Linked DNA regions of Homo sapiens: region 1 is linked to region 2. The links are chromatin loops, found by intact Hi-C in ENCODE. Cell type or tissue: GM12878. All regions are shown on one strand. Links, peaks and the distances in the headings refer to the core of each region. The heading gives the core; the rest is flanking DNA.

Evidence for each region. Peaks named below come from ENCODE experiments on the same cell type or tissue, not always from the same donor. Only the 100,000 strongest peaks of a DNase experiment are listed, where the experiment ranks them.
Region 1: a loop joins it to region 2, with 2.6 times the contacts of the local background. A loop is called at or near these places in 2 of 110 quality-filtered maps.

What each region holds. Positions count from the first base shown.
Region 1 is chr5:167,964,334-167,974,895 of GRCh38, forward strand. All of the region lies in intron 6 of TENM2 (teneurin transmembrane protein 2), which reads left to right. Among named protein-coding and RNA genes, the nearest start is that of TENM2-AS3, 16 kb to the left of the region's middle. In GM12878, for the core only: a CTCF peak has its summit at 5,897 (motif pointing left); a DNase peak (open chromatin) is centred at 5,874.
Region 2 is chr5:167,718,856-167,729,417 of GRCh38, forward strand. All of the region lies in intron 4 of TENM2 (teneurin transmembrane protein 2), which reads left to right. Among named protein-coding and RNA genes, the nearest start is that of TENM2-AS4, 64 kb to the left of the region's middle. In GM12878, for the core only: a CTCF peak has its summit at 4,595 (motif pointing right); a DNase peak (open chromatin) is centred at 4,676.

The DNA of each region.
Region 1 (10,562 bases), core at 939-8,938, 250 kb after region 2:
CACAAAAAAGAGTCCCTAAGCAGGACAAAACTTCTCTCTGAGTTCACTTTTGCCCTGACATACTAGAAGCCCTAATTTTAATCATCAAGATCCTCAAGCTGCAAAACGGTTTGCAATTTGCCTTTTTAAATGGTCATTCATTAATTATTCTAGAAATAGCTATGAGAACCTACCATGTGTCAGGCACTGAGGATCCGGCAAAGGAGAAAAACAAAACCTCTGTCCTTATGGAGATTCTAGGCTGGAAGCAGACAGAACATAAACAAATGTCCCTTACACCATGACAAATGCAGTAAGTGCCACAGACGGCTGAAGAAGCCAGACCCATAAGAAATGGACATTTAAGCTGAGCCCTTAAGGATGAGTAGGGGTTAATCAGGCTTAAAGAGTGCTCTAGATCACAAAAACAATGAGCCACTAGGGGCAGAAACACTAAGGTGCCAGAAAGAGAAAGCAAGAGAAAGCAAACTAGAAAGGTAGGCAAGGGCAAGATGGATCAAGGCTTTGGACCATGTTAAAGCTTTTGGACTCTACCTCGAGAACAATTAAAAGTCACTGAAGCTTTTTAAGCAGGAGAGCAAAATAATAAGATACACTCTGCTTTTTGCTTTTAATAATGATAGCTGCCCTATGATAAATGGATTGGGGGGCAGTTAGAGTGGAAAGTATGCAAGACTAAAGGTCCAGTTTGGAAAATAAAATAATAGTTAAGATAAAAAGTGGCATGCCTTTGATTAGGGAGTGGTGCTGAATATTCAAAGATGTGAGGTATAGTTTGAAGGTAGGATCAGTAGAAATTAATGATTGCTGGGATTTGAAGATGAAGGTTAGGATTCTTCAAGTTTTTGACTTAGATGTCTGGGTGAATAGCAATGTCATGTGCTGAAGAAGGAACAGGTTTTTGTGGCAGAAAACAAAAGTTCAGTTTTGGACATGTTACATTTATGAGGCAAGAGAATTGAGTGCAGTTATTGGCCAGACTTATTTTGATTCTAAAATAATATGTATAACACAGAAAATCATCCATTTACAGATAATAGCATATGTAGTATATCCAAAGCCCTCAGCAATTGATTTTTCTCTTTAAAAAATGTCTCTCCAGGCCAGATGCAGTGGTTCATACCTATAATCCCAGTAATCTGGGAGGTTGAGATGGAAGAATCTCTTGAGCCCAGGATGTGGAGGCTGCAGTAAGCTATGATCACACCCCTGCGCTCCATCCTGGGTGATAGCGTGAGATTCCATCTTAAAAAAAAAGAAAAAAAATTCTCTCCAGAAATTTGTTAAATTTATTTCACACAATCATATAGGCCTGTGAATACTAACTTTTCTTTGTCAAATACTTTTTGCTTGGCACTAAGCTTTACCTACAGGATCCCATTTAATCCCTTAAGCTCTTTGTTAGGTATATGTTACTATCCATATTTAAAATACAGGGAAACCAGGGCTGGGGGAATTAAGTTATTTACATGTCACCCATTAGTAAGTGACAGAGCTGAAATTTGAACCTGGGTTGACCTGACTTTAAATCCCATATTCTTAATGACCATATGATAATGCCTGGGGAACTAGGAAGGGCGGGGGCTGGAAAAAACTCTGTCTAGCCTGATGGCAAACAACAAATTAATTTGCTTAGGCCATGAAATGAAGTCAATGCATTACAAGTGGCATAAGGCGAGAAATGATCTATGGGATGAACTCCAGCCTGTTACTGGACATAGACTTAGTCATTGTCAAACTCATAAGCCAGGCCAGATGCAAGAGACCCTTCTCTGAAGCTCTGAGGAATTGGTGGCAACCCGGATGGTAAATCTGAGGCCTCACCACTCCATGGTGGTGGCAGCATAGCATATGATTTACGGGGAGAGGTTTTATGCCCTGCATATTATAAAATATGAGTGCAGATTGACAAGGGAGAATTAAGAAGCACAGCTACTTGTTTAGCTCTGCAACTCGTAGGATCTTTTTCATTCTAAACAGAGCTCTGCCAGATTGCTGGGAGAAAGCGCAACAGCCATGGGTGCCATGGCTGACCCTTGGGGCATCCCTTGAATATCATCCTTGTTCCTGTTAGCAGGAAGCATGACAAGTGCTCAGAAAAAGAATTGAGCATGTTGGGCTTGCTGAGTGGTATCTAAGGAATCTAATTTTGGTGTCAGAATTTTTAAAAACACACTTTTTGTCTTCAAGAAGAAGCAATCTTAGACTAATCTGGATGCCTTATTGGTAGTGCGTATTTGGAAATCGAGATTCAAGACCTTCAGTAAATGAGGCTTTCACAGAGAAGAAACAAGATTGTTGAAACATCTTCACCATGCTGAGTGCAAAGACTATTCCAAACTTGTTCTCAGATTGATTTTTCTACCTAAGGATTAATTTTCTGACAGAATCACTGACAAGCCTGATCTTTAGAATATTAAACCTAGGCAACCTGTTTGCTTTTTTGTTTGTTTTTTAATGTTTTCAAGTGAGGTTTAAAGGTAGGATTCATTCTGGGTGAACCAAATGCATCGAAGCACTTTCAAATCAATAGGCAGCTTGATTTCTCTGTATTGCAAAACATTATGCCCCCTCTAAATTCTCATCACAGGCAACATGGAAATTAATGAGACCTTTAGATTAGCCTTTCAAGCTCAGCCTTATTTTATAGCTTTACCTTGCCTTTTTGACACCACGATCTCGCCTGGCCACCAGCAGCATTTCATGTTGCAGTGCACTTTAATTTTGCAGTTTTCTTAGTCTTCCTTGGAAACTGGCAGCTTATTAATCTCAATAACTGAGCTGCTCAATAGGCAAGCTCACCAATGAGAGACCAGGCTGTGTCTTTTTTTTTTCTTGGCAGATGGAAACAAGGGGGTTGGTTGTTGGATGGAGGCAAGGGAGGTGGCAGAGAAAAAGCTGGTTAGGAGGGGCACCTCATCCCCCACATCACTTTCTGATAATTGGCAGGAAAATAAAGCAAGCCTAGTCTAATCCACTGCTCTGTAATTTATGGCTTGTGGTGTTAAACACACTCGAACCCATTAATAAGAAAATAAATAAAGTGTTGTGGCACGTGTGCAAATTACAAGGTGCATTAAGAAAGAAACAAGCATTACATCTTATTCAAGACCACTCCAGCCTATTCTTGGCATGGTCTGCAAACTTGGAAGCATCCTGGAAAGTGGAGGTACCTAAGGAGAAGCTGTCCTTTTTAAATTTGCCTGCCTCTACAAAATTAAAAACTTATTGAGGAATTGAACTTCTTATTGCAGGGTACCACAGCTAAGTCTCTAGGTAGAAAGAACTTAAAAAAAAGAAAAATAAAAATCCATCCCTCAGCAGCCTTTACCGTGGGGACCCAATTACAAATTGAGACCACCCTGTGGTCATGCATTGTAAGAGCAAGACTTTGCCCTGAGTCTGTGTAAATGTCGAAGACTCTGGGGTTAAGTTCACAGTTGAAAAAAGCCAAATATTTCCATCTCTGTCTGTGCTCTTTCACCCATTCAACTAATATCAACTGTCATTCCCTTGAGGCACTTCCTGAAGTCTTCCCAGAGGATATTTTATCTGGCTCAGACAGGGAGAAACTTGATGAAGCGCAAGTCCTTTCTAATTCTGGCTCCCTGATGATCCTTTTCTTTTCGCAGAAGCCAGATAAGGCATCCGCAGTCCTACCAGGCAGGGGAAGTAGGTCCTGCAACTTTTCTGAAGGCACCTTTGATTTATTAGTCTTGGCCTTATTTGCTTTTGTGAGTTGGAATCTTATGTCCCCAGACTTGCAAACCGTCACGAGATACTCAGCCATTCTGCTCAGCTGCAGCTGCATCCTTTAGATTTTATGGGAATGTTTAAAAAAACTTTTCCTACATTAGGTTTTTTTCTTTCAAAACCCACCAGACAATTTGGGGCCATTCTGTGAGTATTCTTTGCAAATACTCCTTTGAGAGGTCATGGCAAAGCGCTGCACAAAGGATCACCCTCAAAATCGTGTATTTTTCAAATCCCTTATTGAATCATTTCTTGCTCAAAATAACTGTTTAGGAGTGAGGAAATACCTCCAATTGCTGTCATTTGTACTTAAGCTGTGTATGCCTTATAGTTCAAAAGAGACTGAATACCAATTCTTTTCTATGTGTTAAATGGTACTGAAATCAGATTTCAATTTGCTAGAGCTTCAATTGCGAACCAGCATTCATGAGTCCATTTCTCAACAATTAATACTCCTGTAAAGGTATTGCACACCAATAATACGACCTTTAAATTTTTATTTTATTTTTTAATTATTTGAACAAAGGGTTAAAATCCCGCCCTAAAGGGAAGGTGGGAAATGTTGCTTTACTTAACACTGGTATGTTCTTAGATAAGAATTTTCGATGATCTTAGTGACTTTCTTATTTCTTATCAACGCAGATCCTCTCCACTATACTTGGGGACATGTAATGAGAAGGCACAGGGAGCTATTAGGCCCACTGAAGCATTTGGTGGGACTCTAAGGAGCTCTACTCTCCCCCATCCCCACTCTCACCAATTCAGGAAAATGAAGGAATAAATTTACAAGCCCCCTGTGCAAGGGGCGGTGCTATGCACATGTGCATTTTCTGGATGTTCTTGTACTCAGTCATCTTTTCCAGCTTCTAACTCTCAGAATCCATACAAGGAGACATTGTAGTTCTATTGACAATCTTTTCACTTCTTGGAAACCACGGACCACTCCTTTTGGTCTTTGTTTTTAGACATAATCATCTCTGAAATGCCGACTTTGTGCCCAGTAGGATACTAGGCACTTTACATCATGTTATCTGAATTAAAGCCCTTAGGGGAGAGATGTTGATAGGGTTTGGCTGTGTTGACACCCAAATCTCATCTTGAATTGTAGCTCCAACAATTCCCACGTGTTGTGGTAGGGACCTGCTGGTGGGAGTTAATTTAATCATGGGGGCGGGTCTTTCCCATGCTCTTCTCGTGGTAGTGAATAAGTCTCATGAGATCTGATGGTTTTATAAGGGGGAGTTTCCCTACACAAGCACTCTCTTTGCCTGCTGTCATCCATGTGAGACGTGACTTGCTCCTCCTTGCCTTCTGCCATGACTGTGAGGCCTCCTCAGCCATGTGGAACTGTAAGTCCATTAAACCTCTTTCTCTTTATAAATTACCCAGTCTCGGGTATGTCTTTATTAGCAGCGTAAGAACAGACCAATACAGATGTTCTTGTCCCCTTTCAACATATCAGGAAAATGAAACTTGAGAAAGTGGAGGATTTGGGACAGAGAGAAGATCCTGACAGAACAGGATTCAAGTAATACTTAAACTCAGGCTTTGGGAGTCTCTCAGCCTTGCACTTCTTTACTTTCTACCATCGCTGTTATGTAGGCCTCCTCTTGTGGGATTTTTATGGTAACTATATGCTATATTCTCAAAGCTTAGAAACCTAACAGAAAGTAAAGCACTTCTTGACATTTCAACAACACTCCCTTGATTGAGTCTCATGGAATCCAACTAGAGTCACATGCCCACAACTGACCCAAGCCTCAAGCCTGGAGTCTTGGCGAGCAGACCACATTAATTGGCCAGGCCTGGATCACGTGCCCATGTGGGGGCCTCATAGTGGAGAGGAAGGAGTGTGGCCCATAACCAAACATCGTGCTATTAGGAGACCCTGAAATGGAGGGCTGGCAGGCAAAAGCCACAGACCAACTCAGGCCACATTCAATGTTAATTTGGTCACAGCCCAGCTCATATTGCCTGATTGTAATGATTTTCTCCTCCAGGCAGACACAGTCCCGGCCAGGGTGGGGAAATTGCAGGACATTGAGTTATCTCACTTGCCAGAGCACAGAAGGGGGTTTACAGCTGATTCCAATAAGAAGTCGAAAAAATTAAGTTTCACTGACTAACTTCTGCCCCCTTCTGACTCATCACCCTCTCTGGTTGACTTCTCAAACGTCCCACGACTTTACTTTTGAGTTCACTGTGGCCACTTAATGCATTTTAACTTTTATTAGTCTCCTGACATCTCTTTTAAGCTATCATCTTCTTTCCTGCAAAAGTGCTTGGATTCCACATTTTCTAATTAAAACATGCTCATTTATTGTCTTACTAACCAGTGCTCTTTATGAGGGCTCATGATGAGAAAGTTAACTCAAAACATCTCGATGCATTTCCTCTCTCTTGGAAATGGCTGGAGAAGCAGTTTTGCCTTATCAAGTTGAATGACTTCGAAGAACTTTTGGTTTTGCTTTTTAATAAAACCATGAATGGGAAACATTTAACTCCATGCTTCAAGCTCCTAATATTCTCAGCAATGCAGTATATTCTGTTTGTTGTGGTGTGTGTAGGTGAGACAGATTGCAGGGGTCAGATAGCTCCATAATGAGTATAGGTAATATCAGAATAGTTCTGTGTTTAATTAGATAAAAATTTTTGTCCTAACATGCAACACGTCCTAATGTTCATAATGGTGCCCATTGCTGTTTATACTCCAGTGAATTAATCTGATATTATTAGAGGTTGTAAGCTTCAGTGCAGCAGGGGGTAAGGGTGGCACACATGCATTTAAACCCACCGAGAATTTCAATATAATCGTGTGTGTGGTGGCACTGGGGTGGGCTGGGAACAAGGTAGAAGGCGCATATTCAGTATATGTCTGCGTATACTTTGTTTTTTCAGTTTCACTACTATTTGCTTTGTCTTTGGAAACATAAAAGCAGTGTTACAATGGGGACATCCTCATGTCCTGTCGATAATGTGCATCTTCAAATTCATAATACCATTCAGTTTGGGGAAAAGAGCGAAGTATAGCATTCTTCACAGAGCTTACCCCAAATAGCTAATTCAGGCAGAAAGGGAGAGACAGAGATAGAGATAGAGATGATAGAGATAGAGACAGAGATAGAGATAAAGAGAGAGAGATGGAGATAGAGATAAAGGGAGGCAGAGAGAGAGAGAGAAAGAAAGGGGAAAAAGGGACCTGGTGATGCAGATATGGAAAAAAATAGATGCCCTCTTCAGGGAGGTCGGCCCTTGATTCTGACCACTACATTAGAAAATATTAGAAGGAGTCAAGGTCAACATGAATTGGGTTGGCCAAAACAACTGAGCCCAGCTGGACGCGGTGCCTCACACCTGTAATCCCAGAACTTTGGGAGGCCGAGGCAGGTGGATCACTTGAGGTCAGGAGTTCAAGACCAGCCTGACGAACATGGTGAAACTTCGTGTCTATTAAAAATACTAAAATTAGCCAGGCGTGGTGGTGCACGCCTATAATCCCAGCTACTTGGGAGGCTGAGGCAGGAGAATTGCTTGAACCTGGGAGGCGAAGGTTGCAGTGAGCCAAGATCGCGCCACTGCACTCCAGCCTGGGTGACAGAGTGAGACTCCATCTAAAACAAACAAACAAACAAAACAAAACAAAACAAAACAAAAACAAAAAAAACCCTGAGCCCTGATCATTTAAGTGAAGGGGTCATCATTTGGCTGCACAGAGGCAGAGTTTTCAAACTGGAAACCAAGTTAAGATCACCTAGTATAGTCCAATGTCTATTTTTACAGACAAGGAGAGTGAAGCTCAGAAAGTTCCACAACACGCCAGCGCCTTCCACTATAAATGCCGGAGTGGGGCTGGAAGGCAGGCCTCTGGCCAGAGCTTTCCCCAGCACCCCTCACTATTTCCTGCATGATTAGGGAATGTTGGTGCCTACTTATCCCACACAGAATATTTATCTCCATTTCCTTCTGCAAAGGAAAGGTCATGAATTTAAGGCAAAGAATTAGAGCACATATTGCAACAGCTTTTGTCTTTTCAGTTATTTTATTGTAGAATGTACACATTCTCTTGGTAAAATATTCAACACATAGACAGAAAATGGAAAGGAATATTCCCTGCTTTTCAATTTCCATTTTCAAGGAAATTTCATTTGAAGGTTGATTATTTTAGGCTTTCAAAAATGCTTGTGGATGTCTGAGCATGTATATTTTAAGTTTAATATAAATGGAATCATATACATATCATTTGGCAACTTCCTTTTTATCACTTAATCAGATATTGTGGAAGCATTTTCAGGTAATTTTATGTAGACTTACCTCATTCTTGTTTAAAGTCCGTGTAATATTCCATAATGCTCTAATTTATTTAACCAGTCTCTTCTTGATGGACATTTAGATCGCTTTCAGAATTTTGCTATTAAAAACAAATCTGTAATGAAACATCTTGTGTATATATCTTTCTTTGCATACTTATATAATTATATTCAAAAGTTAAATTCCTGGAAGTGAAATTACTAGATCAAAGGGTATGTATAATGTGCATTTTGAATTTTGATCGATTGTGCCAAATTGTATCTGTCTCCATTCAAATGTTACGATCTCTCTTTACTTCTCCTTATTTGATGGCCTGAGTTTCTTTTGTGGCTTTAAAATAAGAGCCCAGAAGTTTATGGTGTTAGATTTCAGACATAGAATTAAGAGGATTTTTTTTCAAGTAATAATGTAATAAATAATACATAAATACCCTAGAAATGCCAATACCTCTTCTTAATGCCAGATATAGTATGAGAAACAGACATAGCTGCAGGGGAAAATCTGACTCTCTCACTCCCCTTGGTTCTAGCTGTAGGGCCCTTTCTCTTCATTCCCAGACTGTGCTACAGCATGGCCTACGTGATTCAAAACTCCTAACCTTTGTTGCCTTTCCTTTCTCATTATTATTTGGCAATGTTTGAGTTTGCCTCTTCTCCTCATCCACCTTGCCTCTATCTACCTAATGGGGATATTATAAGAATGTCTAAAAAGACCTAGTCAAGTTTCTGAATCCCAAGAGAAATGCCTAGTAAGGCGGTATGATTGTTTAACTATTACAGAAAAGCATTATGATCAAGGGCTTGAAAATCTGGCGAGGAAGACAGCCTTTTTTGTGAAATAAGTATGTGAGGGCTCTGTCAGTAAGAGGCCCTCAGGCCAAACTTATATAGTTACTTTATCTGAAACTCTGATTTTATGCTAACTAAGGATTTTTGTATTTCCCACCTCCTGTTGGTAATCCCATTACCAGCTGTGTTCATAGGACTTCAGCTTAATTCAGCCAACATTTGTAGGGGCCCAACACGCAGCTGAGCACCATGGCACAGAGAGTGAAAGATCGAAAAGACATGGCCCCTGACCTCTGGGAATCACAGTCTAGTGGGAGAAAGGTCACAGAGCAGATTATTTATATTGATATAGGATGTTGTAAGCTGGACATGAGCTCAGGGGACTCTACGGAAGCATGGAGCGTGGAGTGCATCCAACCTACCTGGTCAGGGAAGCCTGGCTGGCAGATACGGGGTCTGAGTTCCATCTGGGTGGAACAGTGAGAGCTGCCCCAGCAAAAGGGCATTCCAGGCAAAGGTGAGAGAATAGGAAAAGGCCGGAAGAGCAAGGCTGTGCCAGCATTCTGGACCAACCAGAGTGAGACTCAGGAGGCAGGGTAGAGAGGTCTCATGGCCCAAGTCAAGGTCACCTTCTGGGTGCAGTCAAGCACTCTAAGGTCTATTCAGTGTGGGATGGGGAGCCCAAAAGGGATGTACACAAAGGCATGTTACGGTTAGATTTGCCATGAAGAGGTGGAAAGGGAGGATACACCAGAAAGGGAGGAAACTAAAAGTACATTGAAGTTAACCAGTGCCTCTGATGGAAGAAGGAAGGGAGAAAGGGAGGGAGGGAGGGAGGGAGGAAGGAAGGAAGGAGAAGGAAGGAAGGGAGGAAAGGAGGGAGGGAGGGAGGAAGGAAGGAAGGAAGGGAAGGAAGGAAGGGAGGAAAGGAGGGAGGAAGGAAGGAAGGAAGGAAGGAAGGGAAGGAAGGAAGGGAGGAAAGGAGGGAGGGAGGGAGGAAGGAAGGAAGGAAGGGAGAAAGGGAGGGAGGGAGGGAGGGAGGGAGGAAGGAAGGAAGGAAGGGAAGGAAGGAAGGGAGGAAAGGAGGGAGGAAGGAAGGAAGGAAGGAAGGAAGGGAAGGAAGGAAGGGAGGAAAGGAGGGAGGAAGGAAGGAAGGAAGGAAGGAAGGGAAGGAAGGAAGGGAGGAAAGGAGGGAGAAGGAAAGAAGGAAGGAGGGAGGAAGGAAGGAAGGAAAAAGGGAGGGAGGGGTGGAGGAAGGAGGGAAGAAAGAAGGAAGGAAAGGGGAACTAGAAGGAAAGAGATACATACTTAAAGTAGGCAGTCTATGGGATTCATTGATAATTATCTGCATAACAGTAATAGCCAACATTTATTGAGGATCCACTCAATGTCAGGTGTGTGCTGAGCCACTCATTTAATAGACACAATATTCCTAAGAAATACTTTCCATCATTTTCACTATTTTCATATGAGGAAACGAAGATGTAATAATAACAAGTCATTTGCCTTAGGCTGCACAGGTTAAAGGTGAGGCAACCAGGCTCTGACCCCACCTGCTGCCGACAGTTTCCTTATTAACCATCGCCCCATCCAGCCTCCTAGAATCAGCAGGGCTGTCCCAACCTGACCGACTGTGACCCTGAACTTCCCTCTTCTTCCTTGCTTCTCCTCTCTATCACTTCTCTTCCCCCTCCTTCCTCACTTCCCTCCACA
Region 2 (10,562 bases), core at 1,230-9,229:
ATCAGCACAATGATGATACTACTGCCCATTTTTCAGCTTCTTATGTGTGAATTAGAGAGAAAATATATAAAGCACTGAGCATAGTCCTGAAGACACACATGCCCAAAAGACATATTTATTATTGTTTCTAGTTTTTATGTTTTTCAGGTATACAACTAAACCTGATGTTGAACTCAATCCATATGTTAATAATGCTTTTTTTAGGTATGAAGCATTATTCTGCATTTATATGCAAATAAAGACAAAAAGATGTCTACCCATAAAAGCAAAGACAGGTTGGGAATGTAGTTAAAGTAGATGAGAAGAAGGAAATTCTTTGTCAAATTGAAGATTCCATTCCTATTAAAAACACGCATAACTTACGAGCTAAATTTCAGGATGGAAACACTTTTTGAAATGGATTGGCCTACATACTTGTGAAGACTCCGCGGGACCAAGTCCTGTTCTTCTGTCAATACCCATGGTTTCAATAACATAGCACAGAGGACTAGAGAGAGAAGGCAGTTCTTTGGTGACAAGAATTGAGATTTTAGGACAACACTAGGATGTGAGAAAAATTCCTAAGGGTTTGAGTTCAGAGATCCTGGAGACCAGAAGGAAGCTTCGAACAGCTGGAGTGGGGTTTCCACAGGAAAAGATGTGTTTCTAAGGAGGTAAAAGGTGAAGTGCATGTTTGATGAACTGAGAATGAGTGCAGAATGACAGGCAATTAATAGCCTAAGCTGTGGAAGAAGTTCGAGTTAGGACTAATGGACAGAAGAAAGTAAAATCTAAATAACCAGAATATTGGCAATAAAGTACATGCGAGAGAGTCTTCTGCAGAACTGAGCAGATCCTCCAGAACAGTGGTTCTCAACCAGTGGCGATTTTGCCACCTCAAGGAATGTTGCCCTGTCTGGTGATGTTTTTGTTTTGTACACGTGGGTGAGTGCTACTAGCATCTAGTGGATAGAATCCAGGGATGCTGCTGAACATCCTGAAATGTACAAGTCAACACCCTCCCACCACCCCCAACAAATAATTACCTGGCCCAGGTGTCAAAAGCACACAGGTTGAGAACCCTTGCTGTAGAATGGCATATTCCAAACTGCACTCCACTGCATGCAAAGGATAATAACACATTTTCTGTGGGTTAAAAAGAGGGGGGGGCTTGGGGAAGGGAGGTTCTAAGATCCAATAAACTGAGGAAGCTCTGTGTCTAATAAACAGATTTCTTTATTATAGAATGATTCTGAGTACTTAAAAACAAAAAGCATTTCCAAAAACAATTTTCTAAGAAATAACTTTGAAGTTACAAGTGTTCCACAAAACACGGGACAGGAAACACTGATCTAGTATTTCATATTAATTAGTTTTTGATAGAATATTACTAATTACCTACTTGAAAAAGAGTAGACATATTTGACATTAAATTGTTAAAAATAAACAAACAGTTAAACATAAAACCTAGCCATGCATATGAAAAAAATATGAAAGCACACAAAGATTGCATACTGACAGAGAATGCATCATCCGGATAGTCCAGGCAGTGATGAAACCAACGGATGTTCCAGTACATACTTCCCTTCTACCATCTGTAGCACTAAGAATGACAAGAGTCTGATGTCTCATCAATATGCCGGGATGCTAATACAACCTTTTCCTTAGTAGGCACTCTATATTTGAATTTATTGTAGATACTTAAGTGATTCTCCCCACCCCTGTTTGTAAGTGAGTAGTTATAGCAGATGCTCACATCAGATTGCTGTGTTTGTAAAAGGATTCTATTCATTTGCATGTTTTTCTCTGAAATATTGCATTTATTTATTTCAGTGCATCTTCTTAGAAGATGTATTCAATAGGGAGCAAGAATAATATATACTCGTGGTTGAATGCGAGACCATAATTTAAATAGAGGTATTGGACTGACATCAGAGATTTGAGTGAAAGTGGAAGCCCAGAGGAAGGAAGGGGACAATTTATTATTGTTTACATATTACACTGCAGCTTTAGATTCCCTTAGTTACTACTTGAATGTAAAATGTATTACTCAGAAGAGGATCTGGAATGAACTCTATGCAGAAGACGAAGTTGGGTGGGTGTTGTGCTGGAATGAAAGCTGCAGTCGTCTTTGCAGATGCCAGTGTACTGGGAAATAGGCATGTGTATTTAGCATAATAAAGTCCTGCATTCTCATTGCCCAATCACTTAATTTTCTAAAAGAAAACTTATATCCTATCTCTCTTTTGATCCTACTTACTACAATATTAAGGGATTTAACAGCCTTAAGACCTTTTGTCCTTCAATCATTCATTAGTTTGATGTTATACCTAATCCCCATTTCCATTTGCAGAGAAGTCAGTGAATAGAATCAGCTACCATTATTAAACAGGTTTTAAAAAACGTACCACATCACTTGAAAAAAAAAATGATGAGGATTTTTTGGAGTGGTTTAATTTTGTATCTAATGCAACTAAAAACCTTACATATTCTTTTTTTCTATTGCTGTCATAACAGATTACCACCAACAGACGCTTAAGCGAACACACATTGATTATCCTACGGTTCTATAGGTAAAAGATCCGACTGGATTTCCACTGGGCTAAAATCAAGGTGTTAGTTGGGTTTCGTCTCTTTCTGGAGCACATAGCAAAGATTCTTTCTTCGCTTGGATTCCTGCTTCAAGAGGCTGTTTCCATTCCTTGGTTCATGGCCCCTTCCTTCATCTTCAAAGCCAGAAGTGTAGCCTCTCTTTGAGCCTGCTTTAGTTGTCACATTTCCCTCTGACCACAGCCAGGAAAATTTCCCCACTTAGAAGGACATGTGGATGAGTTCAAACTCACTTGGATAATCCAAAATATTCTCCCCACCTCAGGGCTCTTAACCTTAATCACATCTGGAAAGTCCCTTTTGCTATGTAAAGTAACATATTCCCAAGTCCTAGGCATTAGGACATAGACATTGTTGGGAATTCATGATTCTGCCCACCGTGCTTTATTTCCTTCCATTTCCAATGCGATTTGACAGAAATTCCAAATGATTCCCCCCAAAATCAGAAAAACCTATTTCAAAGTGTTTTATAACACATTAGCTGTTACTTCTTTAGCTTTGAAGTGAAATTAACCCAGACGTGAAATCCTCAGCTCTGTTTCCTTCCCACTCATGCTGTAGAAATAAACCTCCCAAAGATGCTGAGTAGGCTCTGTCCCAGGGCCAATGATGGCTGGTGGAGGTTGGTGGGACATCTCCCCTCTCCACTTCCAGCTATAAATCCCCATGTGTCACCCAAAGCCTGCATGGCTCACTTAGAGAAGCTCAACTGAGTGACTTCTGCCTCCCCTCAGGCACTGACTCCTACAAGCAGACAATTACTGGTGTCAGCAAGCATGTGCCTGTGGCTCGCTGCATGATTAGCCGTTAATATTTGGTTTTGAACTCCATCAGAGATAAGCTGTTCTTGCAGCATATCAAACCAGGCAATCTAATGCAAAGGATGCTATGGTCAGAATAAAGAGTTGCTCATTTTCCAAGAGATAAGTAGGTAGATAGATTGATAGATAGATAAATAGATAGATGGATACATAGATATAGGTAGAGATACAGCTATAGATTTAGATACAGATACAGATATAGATATATAGAAATAGAGATTTTTTAATAGACTAGTTTTTAGAATTCACGGATTCTTGTTGAGGGTGAAAAAGAAAAAGGGATACAGATCATGACGTCAGGAGATCGAGACCATCCTGGCCAACATGGTGAAACCCCATCTCTACTAAAAATACAAAAATTAGCTGGGCGTGGAGGTGCACGCCTGTAGTCCCAGCTACTAGGCAGGCAGCTGAGGCAGGATAATTGCTTGAACCCGGGACAAGGAGACTGCAGTGAGCCGAGATTGCGCCACTGCACTCCAGCCTGGCCATAGAGTGAGACTCTGTCTCAAAAAACAAAACAAAACAAAACAAACAAAAAAAAACAACTTTTGAGCTAAGTTCTCAAATATGTTTCTACTTCAATTTTAGGTCTCTTTCTCCTAAATATCAGAAAATGTCTTTGTCCAATATGAGTAGTCACGGAGAAATGAGGCAGTTTATTGGTAGTGAGAGTGTGATGAGGCAACCAACTACAAAAACCCTCTTTGGAGCTAGAATGATAGTGTTAGATTTCTATATCCCTCAAGGACTTTAACATTATAACCACTATGTCTGTCATTAAATACACCTGAGGTTGTGTATTCAGTGATTATAACCCTATTGGCATGCTTTTAAAAAAATTAAGGCTATTTTTTAGTCTGTGCCTGAAAACCACATTTTTAGGTCCCACTGTTGGCTAAGGAAAGAGTTAGGAGTTCATTCTTTGCCCAAGGTGCTGGGCTTATTTTATTAAAACATCCTTGCATGGTGACTTTCCTTATATTCAAAGTTCATTCCAGACGCCCAGCCTGATTTGGCCCCTGAGTCCTCATCTAGTGCCACTCTCTCCCTTGCTCACTCTTGTGCAGTCATGTTGGGCTTTTTCTGTTTCTGGAATGTACCGAATTCTCCAGTCTCCCCACCCTTGCACTTGAGGCTAGGTCTTTTCCCGGCTCCTCCTTCATTCATAAGTGCATTCTCAGCAAAACCGCCAGAGGGCGCCTGACACGTGAGCTCTGATCTGTCTTCAATGGCCTCCCATTTCACTCGAGATACAAGCCAAGGCTCTTATATCTAGCAGGAAGGCTGTCCACCATTTGAACTCAGTTTCTTCTCTGACCTCCTCTTCTGCCTACTTTCTTTTGGTTGCACCCCTGGACTTCGCTGTGTGCCTCAAATATGCTGGATATGCTCCCACCTCAAGACCTCTGCTGCTGCTGTTCCCTGTCCTAATAGTCTTCCTCTTAGTGTACACAAGGCTCCCTCCCTCTCTTCCTGCATCCTACTGCAGTTTCAGGTTCTAGACCAAGCATGTAGTAGGTGCTCAAGTAAATATCTATTGAATGAATGAACGAAAGCAGGCATTACTGTTCATGGAGCCCTTTCTGACAACCCTTTATTTAGCAAAATGGGATTTGCACTCTGCTAAGGAACGTGAATCTAATGTAAAAGATGGTGTCCCAGAAGGCTGTGAACTTTAGTGTTCAGACACACTGAGGTATAAATATATGAGTTCCACAGCCCTTCTGACTTTCTGTGCAGCTGACAGTACCTGTTTGATGAGAATTAAGTTTCCTGGGTACTCTGTAATTTAACCAGGACAATTGTTGCAGTGAGACCAGAGATTGTTTCTTTTGCTTTTGCCCATTCTTGTCTTATATATCTCATTGCATCTTATATCAGTACAATATTGGTAAATACTAGCACAAATAGCAAACTTTCTATGTAGTACACCCGTTAGGCCTCAGTGTGACTTGCCTTCCTCTCCAACAGCAGCCTTGTAAATGGTTTTGGAAAAGACAATCTGTGGATAAATTACTAGTTTTTTTTTTTTTTCCCATGTACTTACTGTGTGACTTTGGGCAAGTTTCTTAATGTCTCTGAATCTCTTCATGTATAAAACAGGGTTTTAAAAAATTCTACTTCATGAAGTCCTCATGTATTCATTTAATAAATATTTCATTGAGCACTTACTATGGTTGAGGCATTATTTAGGTGCTAGGGAAAGAGGGATGTACAGGACAAATAAGATGCCCAACTTTCATTCTATTGGGTGGAGGGAAGGAGGGAAGACAGTAGAGTAGGAAGGAGATGACGAATTCAGTAAGGTATTTTTCATGAGTGATGAGTGTTATCAAAGAAATAGGCCCAGGGAAATGAAATAGAAAGGGAAGAGATAGGAACACCACTTCAGGTTGAGTTATCAGAGAAGACTTCATTTCTTTGTGGCTGAGATCTAAATGCTGAGAAGAAACCAAACACACAAAGATCCTAGGGTATAATGTTCCAGGCAAGGGTAAAAGTAAAGTTCAAAGACCCTGAGACGGACAGTAGCTTGATGGTTTGGGGAACAGAAGGAAGACTGTCGAGCCCGCAGTCGTAGTGAGAGTGGTATTAAGGGAGCTCAGAGACATAAGCACAGGCTGGATTACGGCAGGTAAGCTCTGCAAAAAGTTTCTGGCAGAAATCATCTTACCACTCTTCCTGGCACCTCATAATTATCTAATAAATTTAAATGTCCTTTCTTTTCCAAATTTCAATTTTCTAATTAGAAGAAGGATTATATTTATTCTCCATTAAAATAAAGGGTATGAGCAAAGTTATGTTCAAATAGTTTGGTATGCTTGTGCTAATTTACATTTGTCACCAATCATGATTTTAATTAAATACATGGGAAATGGATTCTTATTAAAATTCAATAAATTTTTTTTTTACCCCAAATGTGGTCAAGTGTTTTCCCCTGGATTTATGTAAGCATAACTCCTATGATATGGTGTAAAATGAATCACACTTTTTTTTTAAAGATGCTTTTGTTTGAGTATCTTCAAGAAAAATCTGTTGTGAGAAAGATCCTAAACATATGTATGTATAGATGCATATCTTTGAAAGCCTATGTGAATACCAAGGGAATCTGAACTTTTTCTTTGGAGATGTTTACATAATAAATCTATTTTCATCAATCTGGCATATTTTTCTCCTAGCACTGACTTACTGAATGCCGCTGACCACGTGCTGCCTCTCATGCTAAATGCTTACTTAATTCATCACCAAATTCTGTAGACTGTACAGGCTAAACACCTCTAATGCATTTACTTATTTTCATCCTCACTGTCCATCACACTCCCTCCCTCCCTGTTTCTGCAACAGCTTCCCAATTGGATCTTTTTAAATGCAAATTGGATCCTGTGTTCTTTACTTTAAAATATTTGTATGGCTCGCCAGTGCCCTGAGTGGTTTAGGGGTTCTTAGCTTTTATCCCTTATTTACTTTTCTAAGTGCATCTGTTACCACTTCCTACAGGTCAGGGTCACGCTTAAGCTCCTCCCATCCTCAAAGAAGCCTTACTCTCTCGCTTTGCCTTGTCCCTTTTGCCTGAAATCCCCTTCCTCTACTCTACTTTAGCCCCTCCACCATTACCAGACTAATCTCTACTCATCCATTAAGGCCCGCTTCAGCCCTCTCCCAAGGGCTGCACTCCACAAACCCCGCCCCCACATGTCTAGTTATTAGCACTTCGCTGTGCTTACACACCTTCTAGAGGTATCAGAATTATCACACCCCATTGTTAGGACTGGCTGCCTAGCCATCCCACTAGATTGTCAGATGGTAGGGGCAGGCATCATGACTATGGGGTTCCTCTTAAATCCCAGTGCTGGGCACGCTGCACGGCATAGAGCAAGTACTCAAGAAATGTTTCTTGAATTTAAAAGGTGCCTTTAAATCAAATGCCTCTGAAAAGGGAGTTGATAATGCTCCTCATTACCTGAAGTTTAGCTTCATGATCTATGGTCAAAAACATCCAGTTTGGTCCTACCTGTGGAAGCATATTGACTGCCCTTAACTCAAGCCCTTAACTCTCTAATTTCACTGATTTCTATAATAGAAAGAAGTATTATTATTACATTGTTTATCATGGAGCTAAAGTTTAGTTTTTGCATGTGAATAGGCGAGGCCCCTTCTCACCCCTTTCCTTACCTTCCTTTTTATTTATTTACTTATTTATTATTTTTAGAGACAGGGTCTTACTCTGTGGCCAGGCTAGAGTGCAGTGGCATGATCATTGCTCACTGTAGACTTGGCCTCCCAATCTCAAGCGATCTTCCTGCCTCAGCCTGCCAAGTAGCTGGGACTACAGGCATGCACCACCACACCTAGCTAACTTTTTTATTTTTTGTAGTGATGGGGTCTCATTATGTTAACCAGGCTGATATTGAACTCCTGGCCTCAAAGGATCCTCTTGCTTTGGCCTCCCAAAATGCTGAGATTGTAGACATGAGCCACTATGCTGGGCCCCCTTTTCTTATTCTTAGCAGGAGCATTCCAAACTCTGGAAATCTATGCCCAAACCGTTGCTTTCATTCCACGAGCTTGCTAATGGCCACAGATGCCTGCAACATTCCTCAACTCCCCTAGCTTTCAGTTTTATCCTGTAAAATTGATTGCTTTGAATTTCTATTGTTAGTAATTAATTGAAAGAATAAGTCTTCATGATAGGTCAATAAATATGTTTTATGGATGAAATCCCAGCAGTGCAAATGCAAAACTTGTGTGTTTTAAATTTTAAATGGTTACCAAAATGAAGCCTCCAACTCTACTCAAACTACAGCTTGCAAAATCAGTAATGAATCCATTAATTTCTTTTTTTTTTTTTTTTTTTTTTTGAGATGGAGTCTTGCTCTGTTGCCCAGGCTGGAGTGCAGTGGCGTGATCTTGGCTCACTGCAAGCTCCATCTCCCGGGTTCATGCCATTCTCCTGCCTCAGCCTCCCGAGTTGCTGGGACTACAGGTGCCCGCCACCACGCCCGGCTAATTTTGTTTTGTAATTTTAGTAGAGACGGGGTTTCACCGTGTTAGCCAGGATGGTCTCGATCCCCTGACCTCGTGATCCTCCCGCCTCAGCCTCCCAGGGTGCTGGGATTACAGGCGTGAGCCACCGTGCCCGGCCATCCGTTAATTTCTTGACATTGTTTTTCACATGCCTTGTGTCAGCTCCCCTAGGCATCTACTGAGTCCCACCTAAAACAAAGACTACTCCATACATCTGCAATTTTTCAGCTGAGGTAGAGAAATGGAGAAGCTTACTACTGTTGTAACGTAGATATATTTGTTCATGTTCACCTTGATCTACTTTTCGACATCACTGGCCAAGGTTTAAATTTAGATTCATCTAACATTTTGTGTGCACACATTGTGCTAAGAACACTGCTAGATACTTTACATGTATTTTATCTGTAAATATTCAAACTCCAGGAAAAAGTTATTTATTTACTACAGCACCATTATGCAGATGAAGATATTGAGGCCCAGAAAGGTTTAAATGTTTATTTAATGCCACACAGCTGTTAAGAATTCAAATCTAAGTTATTGTAACTCCAGTACAAACTCTTTCCTTTATATTGTGCTACCAAATAAATCCCAGGGACCCTTTGCCCTTTTGGGATAAATATTACCATTATTTTTCTGGTCTTTGTGTCTCATTGGGAACTTGCTGTGAGATCCTGAGAGTGTCGCTTAGCTTATGCAGGTGTGACTTACAGCCTGTGTCAACAATCTGGCCCCAAGTAACATGCCAGGTAACAGTTTCAAGCCTGGGTTACTTGAAAAGAAGGCTGAGTAGGTTGGTGGGAACTGGGACCAGTCTTATGATGGAGGAATATGCTGTTGCTATTCTTGAAATTCTTTTCCTCCACCCCACTTCATCCCCTACCCCTTGTTGTTGGCAAGATTTATCTTCAGGTATCCAGGGAAGATGAACTCAAGCTACCTCTCCTCCTTCCCTTCATTTTGTCTAGGTCCTCAGTCCTGCCTACACACAAGTATTAGATAAGTCTCCCTAATTTTAAATGGAATGGCTGGCCAGGCATGATGGCTCACGCCTGTAATCCCAGCACTTTGGGCGTCTGAGGTGAGAGGATCCCTTGAGGCCAGGAATTCGAGACTGGCCTGAGCAACATTGGGAGACCTCGTCTCTACTAAAAAATAAAAAATAAAAAAAATTAACGGCATGGTGGTGCGTGCCTATGGTCCCAACTACTCAGGAGGCAGGAGGATTACTTGAGCCCCAGAGGTCTAGGCTGCAGTGAGCTATGATTGCACCACTGCACTCCAGCCTGGGTGACAGTGAAACCCTGTCAAAATAAATAAATAAATGAATGAATGAATGAATGAATGAATGAAATAGAAAGAGTGGCTGAGGGAGTATGTGTTTCATTCTGTGTTTTATCTACAGCTCGAGAAGCCTGGAACTCTGTGGTCCTGCACCTCCCCCTACACCCCCCAACAAAAATTAGCCTCCAATCAGCTCCTGGAGACAATGTTGGTGGGAACCACAAGGGTTCCTGGGCATGCCCAATCTCTGGCACTGAAGAGGAGATTCAATCAAAATAAATGTATGCTGTCGAGGCCAGGCTGGCCATATGTTCCTGCCAGGCAGTTGTCAGGAGGAGATATTTGTTACATTCAAATGTGGACACAAGCTCCTACGAAGGCAAACACTTGTCATTTAAAGGGACATCTGAATATGGCAGCATGTTTCCAGTGATAACCCAATTTCATTTTACAGCCTTTTCCTTCCCTTTCTCTTGGGCTCTGGGCCTCCTTACCAACACATCCTGTTGGCCAGCCTGCTCTATCACAGCAGTATAGTTGAAAACCTAGGCACAGCTTTCTACCCATAAGTAGCTTTGTAATATTCCTAGGAGGAACTTCCTTTCTCCCTTCCTCTCCCACATTGCCTCTTTGTCCAGATGTTAACGTGGAAGCATATTGACTGCCTACTTTCAAGCCCTTAACTCTCTAATTTCACTGATTTCTGTAATAGAAAGAGCTATTATTATTAAGTTTTTATCACAGAGCTAAAGTTTAGTTTTTGCAAGTGAATAGACCACTATTCTCCTTCCTGTGTTAGTAACTGCTTTTTAAAGCTCTTGTGTTCTATTAAAATAACAATAT